Linked DNA regions of Homo sapiens: region 2 is linked to region 1. Evidence: chromatin contacts called from ENCODE Hi-C data. All regions are on one chromosome and are shown on one strand. The core of a region is the stretch at or near the end of the contact, and the rest is flanking DNA. Distances in the headings are between cores, read along the strand shown.

The links. A loop is a pair of places that touch in the nucleus more often than their neighbours do. Pooled maps may share reads with other maps.
Region 2: a loop to region 1 is called in a map of CD4-positive, alpha-beta T cell, with 9 times the contacts of the local background. The contact joins the enhancer-like site here to the promoter of USO1 in region 1. A Hi-C loop is called at or near these places in 1 of 168 maps with a recorded cell type or tissue (CD4-positive, alpha-beta T cell), 1 of 37 single-sample maps with no recorded cell type and 6 of 50 pooled maps.

What each region holds. Positions count from the first base shown.
Region 1 is chr4:75,723,206-75,725,969 of GRCh38, forward strand. It overlaps USO1 (USO1 vesicle transport factor), which reads left to right and starts at 1,372. Exons shown (of 24, transcript NM_003715.4): 1 at 1,372-1,680. The coding sequence starts at 1,615. It also overlaps a transcript of G3BP2 not described here. RefSeq lists enhancers at 562-1,482, 1,483-2,402, 1,499-1,578 and silencers at 1,159-1,328, 1,663-1,840.
Region 2 is chr4:76,988,450-76,991,538 of GRCh38, forward strand. All of the region lies in intron 1 of SEPTIN11 (septin 11), which reads left to right. Among named protein-coding and RNA genes, the nearest start is that of SEPTIN11, 40 kb to the left of the region's middle. Within about 2 kb of position 1,467, at least 5 of the 41 ENCODE cell types and tissues checked have a DNase peak (open chromatin) inside an H3K27ac peak, as active enhancers do; they include CD4-positive, alpha-beta T cell, where a contact is called at or near this core.

The DNA.
Region 1 (2,764 bases), core at 122-2,621:
CTGAAAAAGTAGGCAGGAGCTAAATCATAACAGGCCTGTATGACAAACTAAGGAGTTTGCACTTTATTCTGGACAGAATGGGGAACAACTGGAGGATTTTAAGAGGAATGACATGAACAGATGTTTTGTTGTTGTTAGTCTCACCCAAGGATGGACTGGAGATTGGACTGGAAGGAAGCCAGGGCTGAATGCAGACAAACTAATTAGGAGGCTGTTGCTGTCATCTCAATGAGAAATGATGAGAAGAACATAATCTATGTCACAGGCACAGAGGATGGAGAGCAGAACACCTATTTGAGAAATATTCTATAAATAGAAATGATAGGACATGACTATTGATTGGACATGTGTGGGTGGAAAGCCAGAGTCTAAGATTCTTCCCAGCTTCCTCTGTCTAGCTTAGGCAATTATTTGGACAGTGGTACTACTGAGCACGGCACGCACACAGTAGAAGCAGCATATTGACTTTTTTTCTTTAAGGGAGGCAGGGAAAGATGACGAGTTCAATTTTAAATGCTGAATCTGAGACCTGTGGGGAATCCAAGGGGAGAGGTGCATGAGTCAGTTAGCTAACTAGACCTGTGCTTTTTAGCCTCAAGAAATTTACAAGACTATTCCAGAAGCATGTGTACTGACAACCTCACTGCCAAAGGAACAGGCATACCAATTAGAGAAAATGACAATTTTTCATGTTAAAAAAAAAAAAACTGAAAACACAGGGGTTGAGAGTTAATAACGAAACATTATGTTACTCGCCAAACTGACACAGCAGAACAATGTATTTCTCTAGTAAGCTAAATGTAGGGTTTGATGGGTTTCCTCCTGACGACACTTGAAAATAGAGGTGTACCTGGTGTTTAGATCTAGGAATTCCTTTCAGCAGGTTTGAAGAGCAAGAGCTGAGAAATGCGCCCTCCAGTGGCAGTGGAATGAGGGGTGTCTAGTAACCCTTTTTACCACCAAACAAAGCCCTGTAAAGAAATGCAATTTACCGGGATCAGAAAGCCACAATGCTGGTACCAGTAAACCGTCAAACCAAGCGAACCCTCTCAGGCGCCAGGAAGCCTTACCTGTCACGTTGGCCAAAGGAAAATTTCACTTTCGACTCAACAAAATAAGACCTCAGATTTGATAGCTTGCAGTAAGTCCCGCTTGGCGACGATTAAACACCCTGCAAGTCGAAACGCGTAGTCTAATCAAATCCTCTCCAGCCTGCAGGGCCGGGCTTCCACCACGTGGGTGGCTGCGGCCAGCAGGATCAATCCGCGAAGGGTGGGGGTAGGAGGCGTGCCCCTGCGGTGGGAGGCGGGGTCTGCGCAGTGGGTGGGGCTTCGGCGGAACCTAGCTAAGAGGTTCCTCTCGCCTCCGCTCCCCTTTTGCCTTCAACCTTCGAGCCGCCACGTAATGCCACGTCCCCGCGCATGCGCATCTTGGCCGCTGCTGGCGGCTGTTTCCGGGCTTAGAGGGCTGGAGTGGCCGCCGAGTTGGAGGCGGTGGTGGCAGCAGTAGGAGTGTGTAGAGTGCGGGATTGGGGCCCAGGCCCTGCGGAGGGCGGGGGAAGTTGTCTTCTTTTTTTTCCGGAGGGGCCGGTAAACCTGGTGGCTGAACGGCAAGATGAATTTCCTCCGCGGGGTAATGGGGGGTCAGAGTGCCGGACCCCAGCACACAGAAGCCGAGACGGTGAGAGGAGCAGCGGGTCTGGGACTTGGGAAGGGGTCCGGGCAGGGACGGGGACGGAGCACTCGGAGACCCGAAGGTCACCTCCAGCGTCCCACCATGGAGGGGGCATCCACATGCCGCCTCCCCCTTTGCCCTCCTTCCGCTCCTGAAATCCCAGAGTTATTCAATCACGCCCCCAGCTCAGTCCCCATTGCTGCCGTTCGGCCGGACTGACGGCGGCCGCGCCCCGCAGCTCTGTAGGCCCTGAAGCTCGGGCTAGGAGAGTGGTCCGCAGGTGGTACCGCACGGGAAGGGACGGATGCGCGGCCGAGCTGGCCCGAACTGCCTCCCACGCCCCTCGGGGCCGTGGGCCCCTCCCTCTTTCTCTTTCGCTCGTCTGCACTGGCCGAGAGGAGCCTGAAGTCCTGCTCCCTCCCTCGCAGTCTGAAACTGGGGCGTTGGGGAAAACTGCGAGAAGGTTTAAAACCCAGCTGTTGGTGAGAGCATTTGGCTAAGAATAAAACGATATTCTTTGAAGGACAAATCCACCTGCTCCTGTCCCATCAACTGGAAGAGCGGTCGTTCTGCCTGGTGTTATTTGTTCAGATCCGGCTTTTCGGGCTCACCCAAATATATATCATTTGGCAAATGCTACCTTGAACGTAGTAGGGATCTTAAGCGCTCAAACTGCTTTGGGGACACGTCCACCGCTTTCTGCCTGAACTCCTAATGACATGATTTGCGGCGTTATTTAAAAAAAAAAAAAAATGGTTAGCCGCTGAAAACATTATTTAATAGTTGCTTAGATTCTAGGTTTAGAATACACTTATTTTGAAGTTTGGTTAGTGTTTAATGGAATCGAGGGTGTATGCCTTTTTGAAATAAACTTTTTATTTGAGAAGAATTTTAGATCTACATAAAAGAGACTAAGTATAACACTTTAATGGCTAACTTTGTTAATGGGATCCTGAGGGATAATATAGTAGCTTTCATTTGTCAGGCTCTTACCTTGTGCTAGGTTCTGTGCTGAGCTCTTTATATTCCACATTATGCTTTAATCGTTAACTACCCTGCAAGATAGGTGAGAGTATTCTCACCTTAAAAG
Region 2 (3,089 bases), core at 217-2,716, 1.3 Mb after region 1:
TTTCTTTTTGAGAACAGATAACTAACTTATACAGAGAAGTCATTTCCTAGGTTTTTTGTTTGTTTTTTTATTTTGGAGATAAAGTATATCACTCTGTCACCCAGGCTGGAGTACAGTGGCACAATCCTGGCTCATTGCAGCCTCTAACTCCTGAGCTTAAGCAAGATCCTCCTGCGTCAGCCTCCCAAGTAGCTGGGATTATAGGCATGAGCCATTGCGCCCAGCCCTAGGTTTTGTTTTGAGGATATAAATCCACTTTTCAAAAATCTCGTGGATGACTGGAGATGTAGCCAAACAAAAAGAAATTGCTTTTAAGCAGGGCATTTGTAAACAGTGGGTACATAACTTTCTTAGCTAATTCATATGTATTGTAGTTAAGCAGAAATTAAAAGTTGAGGTGGAAAACACAGAGGTTATGCACACAGATTTCCATTTGGTTTGGAGTTTCCCAGCATAACTGATAGAAACTCCCTTTCATGGGTCAATTAAAACTTGAGCCATCTTGATCTGGCCAGAGCAAATATGCTTCCAGGAATTTTTCACCCTGTGTTGGCTTTCCTTAAGCAAAATGACGGAATTGGATTTATGCATCTCTAACATCCAGATTAAGAAGCCTTAGAATTAGAAAAAACAAAGAACCAGAGACTTTGTTTAGAGGTAATTTGATTAAATCTCCTCACTTTACAGAGGAGGAAACATAAGCCCGAGGATTAAGTGACTTGGATCAGTATACTTTATTTATCCATAATCTGAGGCGTTGAGAAAAATGTAATCACCATGTCTTGTTAATAAAAATCTCCAGCTCTCCACCTGAATACATAAATGTTATCTCTTAAATTTAAAAAAAAATAAATTTTAAAGAGAAAAATCTTTCTAAACTTAAATTGTAATACCTGATTTTAAAGGTAAAAATTAAATATTGCTTTCGAATGGAAACGTAATTTTAATTTGTTTGGATTAAACAATTCAAATATCACCTTGGTAACATGCTGTCTTGCTTCCGCCTGCTGATAAGGATCAGAGGCTACGGCCTATCTAACCACATCTACCGAAACACTTCATTTTTAAAAGTAAAGAAAAGGGATATCACTTCAGTTTAAGTATGGTGAATAAAATCCATCTGGGCACACCGAGCTTGTTAATTTCAGTAGACCCAGGGCTGGATTAAAATACAGTCATGTACTGCTTTACAAACTCTCAGTCAACAATGGACCGCATATACAACCGTGGTTCTGTAAGATTATAAAACTGCACTTTTACTGTACCATTTCTATGTTTAGATATACAAATATTTACCATTGTGTTACAGTTGCCTACAGCATTCAGTACAGTAATATTCTGTACAGGTTTATAGCCAAGGAGCAATAGGCTATCCCATATATCCTAAGTGTCTAGTAGGCTATACCATCTAGGTTTGTGTAAGTGTATCTGGAGTTTGTTCCTGCCGGTTGGTTTGTGGTCTTGCTGACTTCAAGAATGAAGCCGCAGACCTTCATGGTGAGTGTTGCAGCTCTTAAAGGTGGCACGGACCCAAAGAGTGCGCAGCGGCAAGATTTATTGTGAAGAGCAAAAGAACAAAGCTTCCACAGCGTGGAAGGGGACCTGAGCGGGTTGCCGCTGCTGGCTTGGGTGGCCAGCTTTTATTCCCTTATTTGTCCCTGCCATGTTCTGTTTCTGTTGTATCAGAGTGCCCTTTTTTCAATCCTCCCCGCGATTGGCTACTTTTAGACTCCTCCTGATTGGTGCGTTTTACAGAGTGCTGATTGGTGCATTTTACAATCCTTTTGCTACAGAGTACTGATTGGTGTGTTTTTACAGAGCACTGATTGGTGCATTTTATAATCCTCTTGCTAGCTACAGAGTGCTGATTGGTGTGTTTTACAATCCTCTTGTAAGAAAAGTTCTCCAAGTCTCCACTCGACCCAGGAAGGCCAGCTGGCTTCACGTCTCACAAGTACACTCTAGGATGGAGTCCCCAATCCCCAGGCTGCCAACTGAGACCAGTCCGTGGCCTGTCCGGAACTGGGCTGGCCAGCAGGAGGCGAGTGATGGGCTAGTCAGCATTACCGCCTGAGTTCTGCCTCCTTCAGATCAGCTTCAGGCATTAGATTATCATAGGAGCCTGAGCCCTGTTGTGAACTGTGCATGGGAGAGATCTAGGTTGTGCGTTCCTTATGAGAATCTAATGCTTAAAGATCTGAGGTAGAGCGGTTTCATCCCCAAACCAACCCTGTCCGTGGAAAAATGGTCTTCCACAAACTGGTCCCTGGTGCCACAACGGTTGGGGACCACTGCTCTAGAATGTTCACACAAGAACAAAATCACCTACTGGCATGTTTCTCAGAATGTTTCCTCATCACAAAGTGGTGCATGACTGCAGAAGCAAAAGTGATGGGGAATCCAGAATGCTTCCCAGCTGGGGAGGATGTGGATTCTGCTAACTGCTGATTCTGCAAACAGGAATGTGATTTTGTGGCTTTTCCTCCAGCTTTGTAAATGAGTTTTCTCTTTAGGAATGGATTTTCTTCAGGCTAGAATCATCATTCTCGTTTTTTATTTCTTTCTGTTCACTTTATTTTTATTGTGATTTTACCTTATTCATATGTCCGAGAGCCCTGCTGGTCAGCAGCTTCTCCTGGAATGCCTAGCAGCTGTAATAGAACTTCTGATTAATTTCAGATTTTTAAATGATAGTTGCCTCTTCCTCCCAACTACTGTAGGTAAAGGAAGTCCAAGTTTCAGAAGACCTGTTAAGTGCTAGGCACTCTCATCCATACCTCTTTATCTCCTCCCAACAACCCTGCCAAGGAGATATGTATGAGAGAGCCTAGCACCTCTTCCTGTTTTTACTGAGGGCAGAATAGAGACTAAAGCAAGTAGAAAGCAAAGCTGGGATTCAAACCCATGTCTGTCTGACTCTAAGCCTTTTGCTGCCCTTCTCTGGTGAAGCAAGATTTGGAATTGTGGAACATATTTTACAGCAGCGCTCAGAATGTAGGTGGTGGCACACATTCTTACATAATTTGTTTTATAATTATCTCAATAATGAAGTCAGCTGGGAATTTTCTGAAAAACTACCAGTTATACAC